2 separate regions of the Mus musculus genome follow, and region 1 is linked to region 2. A link is a loop called in an ENCODE intact Hi-C map of the cell type or tissue named here. Cell type or tissue: heart. All regions are shown on one strand.

Region 1 (8,000 bases), 98 kb before region 2:
ATTGGTTGCCACATAACCATGAGGACCTGATTTTGACCCTCAGAATCCACTTTTACAACAAAGCAGGTGTGGCAGTATGCCCTCATAGTGACAGCAGGAGAGTGCAGTGGCAGGCCAGCCTCTGGTGCCTGCCCAGCCATCAGCGCATGAAAAACCTTGTCTCAAAAATAAGGCGGTGGTTTTGCCTTTCATCTCAGCACTGGGGAGACAGAGGCAGCAGATCTCATGAGTTCTCGTGAGGACAGCCTGATCTACACAGTGAGTTTCAGGACAGCCAGAGCTACACAAAAACCCTGTCTCAAGGAAAAAGAAAAAAGGATGGGTAGAGTTCCTGAAGGATTGTCGCTTCACACTGTCCTCTGGCTTCCACACAGACAAAACAATGTCCCCCAAATGTAGTTTTTTGCCCTAGCCCCATCCAGTATTGGGTGTTGGGCCTAGGGCTTCTTGAAAGGCTAGGCAGGTGTGCTAACACTGAGTTACAGTGAGCTTATGTTCTTTGTGGCAGTATAGGATCCCATATTTCAAGTACTGGTCCATTGCAAATGCCATGAGCTCTGTTCCTTTGTCTCTAACTACCCTGGATGCGGGATTTTTACCTGTGTTGGGAGCCTGGGCTTGTGGGTCAGATAAATTGGGATCTTAAAGCTTTGCTGCTTATGAATAACCGTGGCTCATGACTTGTCTCTGGGACCATTTATTCATCTGGGCTATAGACATAATGATAGTTATTTCAAAGCAGGGTTTTGATTGCTGGTATGAGAACCTGCTACAGGAGGGGCGCAAGCACGGTGTTAGCAACTGTGCTGGAGCACCAGTGTGTGCTCACAGATGTTTGCTTAATTTTAGGATGGTCTGGTCTACGCAGTTGAGTTCTCCCACCGCTCTGGCCGTGACCTCATCAACTTGGCCAAGAAGAGGACTAACATTATTCCTGTAATTGAAGATGCTCGACACCCACACAAATACCGCATGCTTATCGGTGAGGGCCCGGGAGTGGCCCCGGGGAGGATGCTGATGGAGCCTGACTTAGGTGGAGTTAGAGTGGCGAGCAGGCCTCTTCACTGCGGCAGTGTGAGGACCTGCAGGTGGAGATTGTGTCCAGGATCAGTTTTGTTCCCCTCTAACACTTGGCGCCTTTTTTACACTGCCCTGGTTTGTGTTTTAAAGCCATTGTCTGATGAGATTCCAGCCCTGACCACAGCAAGTATAACCCAATGGCTTTGTTTTTTAAAAACACCTCTAAGGTCTAGTATAAAAGTAGAGAGGGTGTGAGTTCTCCCAGAGGTACTCGGTACTTGTCATTGCTTTTCCAAATCCTTAAAGGGCGTTTTCACTCCATCACACTCTTTGTTGTAGTTTTAAGTCACGCTACCTTAAAGCATTACCTTTCCATTGCACTGTTTGGTTTGGTTTGGTTTGGTTTTTATGGGGTTTTGGTTGTTTGGTTTGGTTTTTTATGGGGTTTGGCTTTGTTTTTGGTTTTTTTCCTGTGCATTTTCTCAGTGCACCTCTGGTCCTTGTCATCTGACAGCCCTGCCCACGACTCGTCTTTAACTGCTCACATTTACTTGTCTTTTTGATGACATGTCTGTCTCCCCCCAGACCCGGGAGGATCTCGAGGGCAGGGTCCGGGTCTGACTCGTCTCTGTGTCCCCCACGCCCAGCCCAGGGCTGGCCACAGAGTAGGTGGCAACCATTGGTTTACAACAGGAGTGGATGAGTGATGTGACTTTCGTGTTCTGGATCCACCTTTGGGGTGCTTTGGAGGGAGGCTGTGTGGTGGGGGGTAAGACTGGAGGCAAGAGAGTCCCAGGAACCTGGTGGTGAAGGAGCACAGGCCCTGTTGGGAGGCTCTGGGGAGCTCTCTGCTGCCTTGTTTGTAGTAACCGCTGTCCCTTTTTTCCTTAGCAATGGTGGATGTCATCTTTGCCGATGTGGCCCAGCCAGACCAAACCCGAATTGTGGCCCTGAACGCCCACACCTTCCTGCGGAATGGAGGACACTTTGTGATTTCCATTAAGGTATGGGTCTTGCCATGTAAGGTTGAGTAACCCTAGAGTGTGGTGTGGGTGCTTTGTCTCTGTGGCTGAGCAGGTTATGGCGCCTTAGCCTATCTGACTTGTTTATTAGTCCTCCTTATGGCTGAAATAAAGACTGATAGCTGCTAAGCATTTGGAGCAGATTGTGGGGTACAATATTAACTGCAGCAGGTACATTTTTCAAAACATTTTAATTTTAAATAGGGAAAACTCTCGCGCATCCTCACCATGTTCAAAACTGGCCAACCTATTGCTACACTTGTTTTTGGGTTTTTTTTTTGTTTTGTTTTGTTTTTGTTTTTTCAAGACAGAGTTTTCTCTGTATAGCCCTGGCTGTCCTGGAACTCAACTCTGTAGACCAGGCTGCTATTGCTACATTTGTTCTGTTTTTGCCAGCTGGGCTTCCAGGATATGGAAGAAAATTCCTGACCTTAAACACTGCCTTAGATAAATGAAATAACCTGTTTCCAATGTGAGCCAAATTAAAACTTCTTTAATGAAGTTAGAAAATTGGGAAAGCCTGGGTCTCCAAATCTGTAACTTAGTCCTGACTCCTTTCTAGGCCAACTGCATTGACTCCACTGCGTCAGCAGAGGCTGTGTTTGCATCTGAAGTGAAGAAGATGCAGCAGGAGAACATGAAGCCGCAGGAGCAGCTGACGCTAGAGCCTTATGAGCGAGACCACGCCGTGGTTGTCGGTGTGTACAGGTGAGTGTCACAACAGACCTCTCCCTTACCTGTGGCCCTGAGAAGCCAAAAGTGGTTACAACTCGACCCCCTCTGATTTCCTCACAGGCCACCTCCCAAGGTGAAGAACTGAAACTCAGAGCTGTCTGGATTGAAGAGATGTGTGTTGTTACTGTTGCACGTGTGGCTTGTGATTTTTTGGGGGCGGGGGAGTTGTTTTGTTTTTCTATTAAAAGACTCATCTGTCTCCCCTGTCTGGTGCCTATTGCTAAGTGGCCTCGAGACGCATGCGCCCTTGATCAACTTTGTGTGCTTCGGGGGGTGGTGCCTGGAAAGTTTCATCCGGTCACATGGTGCATGCTCCATTGGTGGCTGCTCCGCACGTGCGCGGCTCAGCACCCTTAAGGCGCAGGCGCACTGTGCTCCGCTAGGTCACGTGAATGATGTGGGGGCGGAGCCGGGGCAGGGGGGCCGGTTTGTTGTGGTCGCCATTTTGCTGGTTGCATTACTGGGTAATCGGGGCCCTGGCTCGCCGCGTCCACCGGACACCCTCAGCCAGTGGGCAGGTCTGAGCTCGGGCTCCCCGAGCAGTTTGAATCCCCTTACCCACGCCCTCAGGTAAGGGTGCTGCGACGGGCGGGGCGGCACGCTTGGGTGGGGGGCAGGCCGGGAACCGCCCTGCCCGTCCCCGCGAGATTTAGCAAGGGAAAGGAGGGGGCTTTGGGCCGTTGCAGCGGAGTCCGGCTCTTCATAGCTGGATTCCTGGAAGAGGCTGAGCCCGAGGGAGCCGTCCTGAGAGGGAGTCGGGGAGGGGGCAGCCAGGCCCCACTCCCGCCCTTTGTTTGGGCTCGGCTGCGCTGGCCGCTTCGCTGTCGCCTAGCAACAGCTGCCCTGAGTGCTAATTGGTTAAGCTCTTGGCAGCAACAACCAATGGCGCGGTTGTTGCCATGGGAGGTGCGGCCTGCCGGGCTCTCTTGGGCCCCGCCCGCCGGGACTCCACTGGCCGGGGCGGGCCTGCCGGGTGGGGGGCGGGACGCCAGGGTCCCTGGGGGCGGGTGGCCACGCGGGGCGGGGCTGGGCCGTAGGGCGAGGGTTAACCCGCCCCTCCCCCGTCCACCTGCTGTCCCCTTCCCCCGCGTGCCCTGGTCTGACCCTCGTCCCCTCCTTTCCCCGCCCCTCCCCCTCGGTGGCAGTGGCGGCGGCTGCTGTTGTCACCCACCGGGCCGCCTGTCCCGCTTGCCCTCACCGCCGCGGGGCTGGCTAGGCTAGCCGGGCCGGGGACAGGCGGCCACCTCCTCATCGCCGCCGCCACCACCACCGCCGCCATGCTGGCCGCTCGCCCACCGCACTGGGGTCCCCATCGCGCTCCAGCCCCCCGTGGGCCCAGCGCCATCCCTGACCCGGGTAGGGGTGGGAGCTGTAAGAGCTGGTCCTAGTGTGGGAGGGCTCGGGAAGAGGTTGTTTATCTGTGAAGCCCCAATAAAGGGGACCTGGAGTGGCAAGACATAGCATAGAAGGGGATCTGACAAGGGGGAGGCTCCTAAGAAGGGGATTTTGTTCCGAAGGACACTTTTAGTGAGTGAAGTCTTGTGCGATATTTAGGGATTTGGCTGTCAGGCCCTTCTAGGAATAGGCTCAATTGTGGAATGACCCAGCGTAGAAATAGAGGAGCTAGCAAGGACCTCAGGGTAAAGAAGAAAAAGACCGTGACTCTTAGATGTTGAAAAATGACACCTCTCCCTTGTTTTCCTGAGGAGTAGGGGTCTTGGAGTAATGGGGGAATCCTAGTGGGATAAATATAGACTGCTTAAAAGAAGGATCTCTGGTTCCAGAGACCTCATATAGGGAGCAGGGAGCGGTCTTGGAGTATGGAGTCGGTCCCAGGGGAAAGTGCCGAGGTGGTTGAAACATCTATAGCTTGCATGTAAAGGAGTTCTCAGATAACCTTGGGTTTGCTGGGAGGTCCATAAGGACTGCTATGTTCTTTAGAATAGAAAGAAACTAGTGGGTAGACTGGGCTTGAAATTGGGCCCTTGGTGTTGAGGGAAGACGGTGTGAGGGCGGGGCCTTATCTGAGGGACTCAGGCTGGCCACCAGTAAAATTTTGAAGGACTGAGTTCTACTGCCCAGACTCTACACGGTTTCTGCCTTCTTTTGCTCTCCTAATTCCTGGCCTCTTTCTATCCCTCCTGCCCTGGCCTTGTACCCACCCTCTCCCACCCCTGTCTGGCTCTGATGGCTCCCTTTTACATCTCTGGATGTGATGCTTCATTCATTTTTTTTGGCTCCTCATTTGTTGAGAGACACGCTGTGCTAACCCACTTGCTACCCTTTCTGTTTGTACATGGCTACCTGGTGCTGGTGCTCTGCCCTGTCCCCTGTCTCCCCCTGGTCCTGCCCCTAACTCATACCCACCTCTTCTGACTGACCCTGACCTACATGCCTTCTTGTTCCATGTTGTCTTCCCACTTCCTACCTGCTCTCAGGTCTCAGCGGCGGTGGCAGCCGAGGTGCAGGATGCGAGAAGGCGCCCCCCGGCCGGGCTCCCGCTCCAGGCCTCACGCCCCTGCGGCCCTCTGAGCCCACCATGGCCGTCCCACCAGGCCATGGTCCTTTCTCTGGCTTTCCGGGGCCCCAGGAACACACACAGGTAGGCATTCAGCTGGCTTCTCACCTGCCTGAGGATTGAAGGGTCTCCAGACAAGAGCATGATTGTTGGAGGATCTCTGGGGACTTTGGAGGCCTCACAGTCCACCCTCATTCCTGCTGAGGACGGAATCCTTGAGCTTCTCCGTGGCCTGCCCTCTCACAGCATGGTTTTGAAGTGTAATGTGTGTCTTGGGTCAGAACTGTCACTGGCACAGAGCAGACAGGAACACAGGTCTGAAGGTTCACAACAAGAACGAGGTCTGGAGTAAGGGGCATGAGAGAGATGTCGAGGGGGGTGGAAATGAGAATAAGCTGAGACCAGGGAGACTAACCCAGTCCAGGAGCTTTGTAACTGGGCAGAAACACTCACTTGAGAGTGAGGACATGGATACAGGGAATTCATTGGCATGGTTCCCCATAATGGTGGTCTCAGGTGCAAAGATTCAGGGGTAAACACCCAGATATGGAGCAAAAGAGCTGACCTGGGGCAGAATGGAAGGCCAGAGGTAAATCACTCATTTCACATAATGAACAGATGAATGGGGAGCCCACACAGTGTGCTTGTGCTCTACAGGTGGGATCGGAGCTAGAGAAATGTAGGCATGGTCAGTGAGTCGTCAGCTTTCCCATTCTCTCCCTGGAAGTTGAGGTGAAGGCTTGTGCTCAGCATCTGCTCCGCTCTACCACAGGTACTACCTGATGTGCGGCTCCTGCCCCGGAGACTGCCCCTGGCCTTCCGGGATGCGGCCTCAGCCCCGCTGCGCAAGCTCTCGGTGGACCTCATCAAGACCTACAAGCACATCAATGAGGTAAAGCGGGGAATGGACTTCCCTGGTTGGGTGTTGCAAAGGGTCCTGGCTTCTTGCCCGGGTCACTTAAGGGTCCGGTTTCCTGGCTGCCTGAGCAGGTATACTATGCGAAGAAGAAGCGGCGGGCCCAACAGGCGCCACCCCAGGACTCGAGCACCAAAAAGGAGAAGAAGGTCCTGAACCACGGTTATGATGACGACAACCACGACTACATTGTGCGCAGTGGCGAGCGCTGGCTAGAGCGCTATGAGATTGACTCTCTTATTGGCAAAGGCTCCTTTGGCCAGGTGTGGGACTCCCCACTCATCCAGTATCTGGATGCAGACAACCACTAACATTCCCAACATTCCCTCCTCCCCGAGTGGTTCACTGGTTCACTTGCTGCAAGTTCTGTCCTGGACCAGCCAGTCAAGCCACTTAGTTTCCCTCTTAGTTCTGTATGAGTATAAATCACAAGGCTTCTTGTAAGAAAACTGTTATTTTGTATCCAGTATAAGGGATGTGAGCACTGGGCTGTGAGTTGTTAGAAAGGTGTGGCTGGTGGGCCTCCCACCTTCCCAGGTAACTCTCCTTGTCTCGACAGGTGGTGAAAGCCTATGATCACCAGACTCAGGAGCTGGTGGCCATCAAGATCATCAAGAACAAAAAGGCCTTCCTGAACCAGGCACAGATTGAGCTACGGCTGTTGGAGCTGATGAACCAGCATGATACAGAGATGAAGTACTACATAGGTGAGGCCTGGGCTTGGGCAGGTGCAGGGTGCCTGTGGGAGAGAGACCTCCACGAGGGTCTTTGGGCTTCTCATCCTTTGATTCTCCTGCTGTGCTCAGGATTTCTCTCTTGTGCTCACTGAGGGCCAGATTGTGTTGCAAACCCTTGCTTTGAATTACCTCCCCGCAGCTGGTGAGGGACGGGGCAGCTCTGAGTACATGTTGGAGAGACTGAGGCACTCAGTGCTCTCACATCAGACTCAACAGCTGAGGATGTGAAAAGCAGTGGCCTCTAGAGCTCTGGCTCTTGAGATATGTCCCAGTCTTCAGTTCCTCTGGAAAGGGACTCTGTAGAGGACAGCCAGTATCCCTTGGCACATGGGTAGACACAGCAAAGACGAGAGCAGGCTCTTTTGGTAGTTCGGGTTTTGGTGATGGTGATACTTTTGGAGGTTTTGCTTTGCTATTCTGGGGATCGAGCCCAGTGCTTTATATGTAATAGGCAAACAGGTCCTCCCCTCAACCATCCCCACCCCAGAACATCTCCAGACCTTTTGTTACTTGACTATTTTGAGATAGGGTCTCAGTAAATATATCCAGATGAACCTTGAGCTAACAGTCTTCGTGCATCAGTGTACAAAGACCTGGGTCTCCATGCCTACACCCCAGGCCTGATTCAGTGTTGTCAAATGAAGTGAGTAAATGTGGAGCTGTTTTGACGCTTTATTAGGAGGGAACAGTACCTTTTATTTCCCTTTGCAGTGCTGGGGCCTGAACCCTGGGCCTTGTGCTTGCTAGGCAAGCGTGCTGCTGCCCTTTGGTCATCCCATAATCTACGCTAGAGTAACCCTAGATTATATCATCCTTTGGGGTTTTGGAACTGGAAGGTGTGAGAGACGCAAGAGAATTAACATGCCTTGGAAGTCCAGTGAGTTGGTGTAGAAACACCTGAGGGCTCACTGCAGGTTACCAGAGGTGGTCACTGTGAAGTCCCAAGCCACCTGCCATCAGTGTGTCTAACCTGTTCCCCACTGTCACCGTTGCCCGCAGTACACCTTAAGCGGCACTTCATGTTCCGGAATCACCTGTGCCTGGTGTTTGAG
Region 2 (8,000 bases):
AACCACTGAGCCATCTCTCCAGCCCTGCTCTGACTTCTGTTTGGCTCCTTGGCCACTGCATTCTGTTTAATGTGGTGAGTGACCATGACTTGTGAAAATGATTTCCATAGCCATCTATCCATAGTCTCTGGAGAGAAGGCTCAATAATTAAGAGCACTGTTGCTCTTACAGAGGACCCTAGTTCACTTCCTAGCAATTACATGTCAGCAGCTCACAATCACAAACATCTGCAATCCCAGCTCTAGGGGAGGGATCTGATGTCCTATTCTGGCCTGCACAGGCATCAGCCGTGCATGCATGCAGGCAAAACACTCACACACATAAAGCTAGAGAGGAAAGGAGTGGTTATCGGGGCTGGAGAGATGGCTCAGCAGCTGGAGCACTTGCTGCTCAATCGTGAGAACCAGAATTTGGATACCAGCACCCGTGTTGGGCAGCTCACAACCACCCTACAACTCCAACTCCCGTGGATCCAGTCCTCTTTTCTGGATGCCAAGGTCACCCACTATACTGGCTGGTTTTGTCTCAACTTGACACAAGCTGGAGTTATCACAGAGAAAGGAGCCTCCCTTGAGGAAATGCCTCCATGAGATCCAGCTGTAAGGCATTTTCTCAATTAGTGGTCAAGGGTGGGAGGGCCCATTGTAGGTGGTGCCATCTCTGGGCTGGTGGTCCTGGGTTCTATAAGAAAGCAGGCTGAGCAAGCCAGGGGAAGCAAGCCAGTAAGGAACATCCCTCCAGAGCCTCTGCATCAGCTCCTGCCTCCAGGTTCCTGCCCTGTGTGAGCTCCTGTCCTGGCTTCCTTTGGTGATGAACAGCAGTATGGAAGTCTAAGCTGAATTAACCCTTTCCTCCCCAACTTGCTTCTTGGTCATGATGCTTTGTGCAGGAATAGAAACCCTGAGTTAGACACCCACACACGTGTACATACACATTCACACAAAAGTACATAAGCACACACCTATAAATAAAAATAACACATTTTTAAAAAGAAAGCTTGTTGAATTTTGTCAAAGGCCTCCTCAGGTTATGAACATAACAGACATGGTACAACTTGTAATCCCAGCAGCAGCAGGGAGCAGCAGGGAGCAGCAGCAGCAGCAGGGAGCAGCAGGGAGCAGCAGCAGCAGCAGGGAGCAGCAGCAGCAGGGAGCAGCAGGGAGCAGCAGGAAGGTGCTAACTTGGAGGACAACTTGTGCTCTGTAGCAAGACCCTGTTTCAAAACCGAGAATCTACAGATGCCATCCTAGGTTATGTCAGATGCACCATGACGAATTATGGGATCATGTTGAGACTAACACAGCATGGTCTTTATATTCTTTTCAATTTTACTAACAAGCTTTTTTGTGTGTATGACAGGGTCTCACTGTGTGTAGCCCTAGATGGATTAGAACTCTATGTAGACCAGGGTGACCTTGAACTCACAGAGCTCCTCCTGCCTCAGCCTCAAGTGCTGATTGAGCCCAGAGCAGCACCACTGAGCTACACTCCCAGGCAGTACGAGTGCATCTCCCACAGTATATACATAGTGCCAGAAGACAGCTTGCAGGAGTTGGCCTTCCTCCCACTCTGTGGGTCCAGGGGATGCAACTGAAGACATCCTCAGCATTACCTGCTGAGCATCTCGCTGGTCCTCTAACCCTAGGCTTATTTTTACTTTGAGTCATGGTCTTAGTTGCCCAGACTGTCCTTGAAGTCTGTAGCCCAGGCTACCCTTGAACTTTTTCGGCATTGGACACCTAGGTAGCTGGGGTTACAGGCTTGAGCTCCAGATGCGAGTGTTGGGGACAGCATTGACAGGTTGGAGACATGTGGCCTCTGGGTTCCTCAAAGGCACGAGAAGGCAGGTGCAGAGTTGATTACGTGGCGGAGATACAGCTGCATTTCAGACTCTTAGCACACTTTTCACATTAGCCCAGGCTGGCCTAGAACTTGCCAAGTAGCCCAGGACGAACATAATCTCATCTTCCTGCCTCTACCTCCCAAAGACTGGGATTGCAGCTGTGCTCCACCACGGGTAGCCCTCTTGTTTTCTGAGATTATCGACAGGCAGTGGCCACCCTAGGAGATTCAACAGTGTATTACACTCAAGTAAGGGAAGTGCTGCCACTGCGTGGGGGAAAGAGGCATGGAAGTGCCGAGAGAAACGGCTACACCAACCGTAACGAGCAAAAATGAAGAAAATATGCCAGCAAGATGGATCACTAGGTAGAGGCATTCACTTGCCAAACCTGACAACCTGAGTTTGGGTCCACATGGTAGGATGGAACTGACTCCTAAAAGTTATCTTCTGATCTCCATACACCTGCCGTGGCTCGAACTCGTGTGCGCACTCAAAGCTAAATGTGACACAGAAGCCAGAGTAGAGCACAACTGACTAGCACCTTGAGTTCAATAAGGTTGGAAGGAGAGAAGGCCACGACGTTGACCTTGACCTCCACAGCTGCACGGTTCCGACTTACACAGACACACTAAAAAACAGTCCGGAGATTAAAAGCACTTTTTCTTTCAGACAACCCAGGTTCAGTTCCCAAAACCTGTGTGGTAGCTCAAAACTACCTTGCTTCCTCCCTCCCCACCTTTCCTTCCCCCTCCCCTCTCTCTCTTCTCTGTCTCTCAGATAGGGGTCAAACCCAAGACCTTACACCCTAGGCAAGTTCTCAGCCACTGAGCTATCTCTAGCCCAGTTCACAAACACCCTGGAACTCTAGTTACCGATACCGTCTTCAGATTTTCTTAGGATCCAGACACACATATGGCTTACATATACAGATATGTAACAAAACATCCATATATGTGTTTGTTTGTTTGTTGAGACGGGGTTTCTCTGTCCTGGATCTGGCTCCAGAGATCCACCTGCTTCTGCCTCCGGAGTGCTGGTATTAAAGGCGTGCGCCGCCACCACCGCTAATTCCAGTTTTCTGGAGGCAGAAGCAGGCAGATCTGAGTGTATATATGAGTTCCAGGCCAGCCAAATGTACATGGACGCTGCCTCAAACAAGGCAATAAAATAATAATAATAATAATAATAATAATAATAATAATAATAATAATAATAATAATAAATTAAAGTATGTGATGCCGCCCCTGCTGGTTCAGAACTTGAGGCGGCCGTGGCGGTAATGGCACATGGCACCCCTAGAGGGCGATAGAGGTCCGGGCACCCGTCCTTGCGCAAGCACTTTTGTTTTCCAGGGCGCCGAGGCCCGCGCATGCGCACATCTTCACGCTGCCGCCGGAGCCGGTGCTTCTGAGGATTCAACGGTGGCAATGTCCGAGCTTCCCGGAGAGAGCAGGATCCCGGACCTGAGCCCCATGAACGGCGTCGGCGACGTCCTGCAGGTGGGACTGGGCGGAGGCAGTCCGGTCCCCGAAGCCCAGGAAGACCCGCTGGCCACAGCCTCCCAGCCCATGGCGCCGGCCCCGGGCCTGGCTCCCGGGCAGTTCCCCGGCGTGGCGGGCCTGATGGCGATCCCGCACGTCCACGCGCCGCTCCTCCTCCTAGAGCTGTACGAGCAGCGGATGTTCCAACACTATCTGCACACCAACCCCCTGATCCCCACCAGGCTGCTCCACGAAATCGAGGAGCGCCGCCGGCTGTTCGTGGAGGGCTGCAGGGCCAGGGAGGCGGCCTTCGACGCCAACCCCCCGCAGATGGACTCGCACGCCCGCGCCTTCATGCTGGCGCTCACGGCCTCCGACGCCCGCGGCCCCAACGCCGACTGAGGGGTGGCCTTCACCTATAACCTCCGAGGAAGGAGGCCGGAGGACCGGACTTCAAGGTCATCCTCCGCCATGTAGCGAGTTGGAGGCCAGCCTGGGCTACAGGAGACTGTCTTTTAAAAATAAAAAATAAAAATAAAAGATTGGTGGCCAGGAAGTCAGGTGACTCCTAGAATCAAGGGCAAAGGCAGATGTCTGGGCAAATGTCATGAGGTGGGGAATCCATGCCAGAATCCAGCCGTGGGCAGGGTGGAATGAAGCAGGCCGGGAGAGAGAAGGGCACTTGAGGCTTGAGGCTGACAAGCAAAGAGGACTCTTCTGACTTCCACCTTGTGACTGTCAGCAATCTTTCCCTCCCCTGCATTTGTTGAAAATCATGGTTGCTTCACTGCGAAGGACGATGGTTTTGCAAAGATGAAGTCTAAGAAATATCAATGAAAAAGACCATAGAAATCAGCGGAGATGCGGGAAGAAACCAGGGGATGTGCTTGCTAGATTCTGTTCCTCCCGGGTTTTACTGAGTAAGAAGAAAGCTGTAAACCACTTGGACATTTCAGAATTGAGGGTCGTCCCATCGTCAGCTGACAAGATCCATGTATCGTTACTTCTTGTGTTTGATGTTCTGTAGACGAGTTGTAAATATTCAGATAGGGAAAACCATGTATGTGTTGTGAGATGAATATTTTTCCAGACCTTGTGTAGTTGTAACCATGCGGAAATAGATGAGTGATTATTTAAATAATACAGACACAAGACTCAAATTCTGCAAAAGATACTATGGGAAGTTAAACTTATCTGCCAAATTGAAAATAGGTATCCATACAGATTTGTGTTTTCTGTAGGGTTTTTCAAACAGATTTTATAAGGCATATATGAACTGGTACCAGTCTAGTTATCCCCCAATCTTGGGTGCTGAGGATGGACCCCAAGCCTTCTTGCCCTGCTCCCATTCCTTCTGAATCAAGGTAGGGTAGGGTTTTGGCTCAGTGGTTAAAGGTGTCTGCTGCTAAGCCTTATTACTGAATTTGATCCCTGGACCCAAGAGGTGAAGGTGGAAGAATCCACACCCATTTCCTCCAAGCACCACTGGTGCACATCCACGTGCAATGTAAACAAATCTACATAGTACGTACATATATCAGCATCTGAGGTTTGATATGTTCAGTTATCATGGAAGTAATTCTATATAGGTTTTTTTTTTTAATGACTACTATTTAAGTCTGTATCAACATATTTAATGAACTAGTTGTCTTCTGGACATCTGGGTTGTTTGAAAATGTTTCCTTTTGGTTGTTTTAAAGATTTATGTGTATGTGTGTGAGCCTGCATGCATACGTGTGTACCGTGTCCATGCAAGAGACTGAGGAGACCAGAAGAGGGTGTTGGGTCTCCCAGAACTACAGTTTCAGGCAGCTGTGAGCCCCGATGTTGGTTCTGGGAACTGAACCCACTCCACTGAGTCATGTCTCCAGTCTTATTTTTTGTTGTTGGAAATAGGGTCTCTCTTTGTAGCTCTGGCTGGTCTAGAACCTGCTAAATGGGTAGACCAGGCTAGCCTTGAACTCACAGAGATCCTCCTGTCTCATACCTAGCTATTATGTGGTTTTCTGGGGGGTGGGAGGAGGGGAAGGGGTTGTTTTGGGGTTTGTTCATTGGGGTTTTTTGTTTGTTTTTTTGGTTTGTTTCTTTGTTGTTGATTTTTGAGATGAGGTTTCACAGAACTGTGGCTGATGACGAATTCCTTGATCTACTTCCCAGGTCCTGGAACTAAGGGTGGGTCACTGCCCCTGGCGTTGCTTTGGTAACATTCTGTGTTGCGTTTGCTCTTTCCTTAGACTTAAACGGAGCAGTTACAGGGCAAAAGCATTGCTGTTTGTCTTAAGGATTCCCTGCCCTCTTTGTGCCTCTGTCTACTTCCATTCACCAAGGAACTCTGGGCCTCTTTCTCCACAACAGTCTTGGCTTTGGGAAAAACTCACACTAAGAGCACTGACTGCTATTCTGAAGGTCCTGAGTTCAAGTCCCAGCAACAACATGGTGGCTCACAACCATCCATAATGAGATCTGATGCCTTCTTCTGGGGTATCTGAAGACAGCTACAGTGTACTTACATATAATAAATATTTTAAAGGGGGGGGGGCAGTCGGAGATGGGTGTGATGGCACACCCCTGTAACCTCAATGCTAAATACTCTGGAGGCTGAGACAAGCTGGTCCAGAGCTTAGGCCAGGGATGGCAGGCGGCACATGACCTCAATCCCTGCACACAGCAGCAAGCAGATCTCTATGAGTTTGAGGCCAACCTGGTGTACCCAAGTTCCAGAACCACCTTGGTTCCATAGTGAGATCTTCAAACGATAAAAAGTCTAGAGCAGCCTGTGCAATTGAGCAGAGAACTAGAAAACGTGCTCAGTGGGTAAACGGTTTGCCAAGAAGCCTGGTGGTCCCGGGAACCATGTGAAGCTGCAAGGGCTGGCCCCTCCAGAGGTGTCAGTCACTCTCCACATGCGCATTACCACACAGTAAACCTTTAACTCACCCACCCCTCTGAAGTAGGTCACGGATGGTTTCTCAGCCTTGACGGCATTTGATGCTTCTGTCCTGCAGGGATGTTTGTAGCTGTACAGGCTCAACCCTTGCTGCTTCCTGCCTGATGCACAATGGCCTTGCCACACGAGTATAGTTGACAGCTCCAGTCTCAGACTCAGAAAGCTAGGGCAGGATGGTTGAGTTTGGGGCTAGCCTGACACTTCATTGTGAGACCCCCATCTGGGGGGAAAAATGTTGGCCACTGTGAATGGTAAAAGGGACATGCTGACATCAGCCTTCACTGGGACACTTGCAGCTCTGGGAGCACCGGGTCTTCAGAGACTTGTACTCTCCCCTATTTTGACAGGGAGAGGGGTTCAAGACAGGGTCACTGGGTAACCCTGGCTGTGCTGGAACTCCATAGACCAGGCTGACCTCAAACTCAGAGATCCACCTGCCTCTGCCTTCTGAGTGCTGGGACTGAAGGCGTGTGCCAACACCACCTGGCCTTTCTTTTTTTTTTTTTTCCTATAATGCAACATTAGGATCAGTGTGACAATTTCTTACCAAAACGGGTGGCATTTTTATTTGACCTGCATTAAATCTCTACATGAAGGACTTGGTGTCTGCACTAAATCTTATGCAGCCGCGTGGTCGTCTCAATTTGCTCCATGGCCTTGGGTTTTAAAGCTTTTAGAGGTCTTGAAGCATTTTTTGCTAAGAATATTTTGGGATTTATGGCTGGTGTGAATGAGGTTTTGTTTGTAAATGGCTCCCGGCATCCAGCTTGTCCAAAACACCTTTATCCATTACACTGCACCATCTTGCCTCCAACATCTCACAAATAAACCCTATCTTTTTTACTTACTTTTAAAATATTTATGCATATGAGTGTTCTGTTGGCATATTTGCAGAAGAGACCAGAGTTCATGACTACAGATGGTTGTGGGCCACCATGTGGTTTCTGGGAATTGAACTCAGGAGCAGCAGCCAGTGCTCTTAACCGCTGAGACGTCTCTCCAGCCCCCAATAAATTATATTTTTTAGATAGGATCTCACTACACATGTAGTAACCCTGGCTAGCCTGGAACTCACTATGTAAACCAGGCTGGCTTCTAGTTCACAAAGATCCTGCTGAAATGCTGAGATTAAATGCATGTGACACCACCTCAGACAGTTTTTTAAAACTCAGTAGTGGGCTGGCGAGATGGTTCAGTGGGTAAGAGCACTGACTGCTCTTCCGAAGTTCCTGAGTTCAAATCCCAGAAACCACATGGTGGCTCACAACCACCCGTAATGAGATCTGACGCCCTCTTCTGGTGTGTCTGAAGACAGCTACAGTGTACTTATTAATAGTAATGAATAAATCTTTGGGACTGAGCAAATGGAGTTGACCTGAGTGAGTGGGGCGACCAGAGCAACCGGAGCAAGCACAGGTCCTAAAAATTCAATTCCCAACAACCATATGAAGGCTCACAACCAGCTGTACATGTACATACAATAACTAAATAAATCTTTTTTAAAAGCTCAGTAGTGGGGGCTGGTGAGATGGCTCAGCGGGTAAGAGCACCCGACTGCTCTTCCGAAGGTCCGGAGTTCAAATCCCAGAAACCACATGGTGGCTCACAACCACCCGTAATGAGATCTGGCTCCCTCTTCTGGAGTGTCTGAAGACAGCTACAGTGTACTTACATATAATAAATAAATAAATCTTTAAAAAAAAAAAAAAAAAAAAAGCTCAGTAGTTTT

What was found. A loop is a pair of places that touch in the nucleus more often than their neighbours do. Peaks named below come from ENCODE experiments on the same cell type or tissue, not always from the same donor. Only the 100,000 strongest peaks of a DNase experiment are listed, where the experiment ranks them.
Region 1: a loop joins it to region 2, with 2.2 times the contacts of the local background. A loop is called at or near these places in 2 of 42 quality-filtered maps.

What each region holds. Positions count from the first base shown.
Region 1 is chr7:28,176,294-28,184,293 of GRCm38, forward strand. Fbl (fibrillarin) reads left to right here. Exons shown (of 9, transcript NM_007991.3): 6 at 850-982; 7 at 1,912-2,024; 8 at 2,605-2,750; 9 at 2,838-2,976. The coding sequence ends at 2,862. It overlaps Dyrk1b (dual-specificity tyrosine-(Y)-phosphorylation regulated kinase 1b), which reads left to right and starts at 4,023. Exons shown (of 11, transcript NM_001271370.1): 1 at 4,023-4,133; 2 at 5,216-5,379; 3 at 6,068-6,187; 4 at 6,286-6,474; 5 at 6,771-6,918; 6 at 7,948-8,000. The coding sequence starts at 4,055. In heart, no CTCF peak of the experiment used is centred here; DNase peaks (open chromatin) are centred at 1,678, 3,138, 3,658 and 5,274; H3K4me3 peaks cover 2,280 bases; H3K27ac peaks cover 1,879 bases.
Region 2 is chr7:28,274,511-28,282,510 of GRCm38, forward strand. Eid2b (EP300 interacting inhibitor of differentiation 2B) reads left to right here and starts at 3,196. Exons shown (of 1, transcript NM_001177427.1): 1 at 3,196-5,619. The coding sequence starts at 3,271. The coding sequence ends at 3,726. In heart, a CTCF peak has its summit at 3,143; a DNase peak (open chromatin) is centred at 3,221; H3K4me3 peaks cover 1,018 bases; H3K27ac peaks cover 801 bases.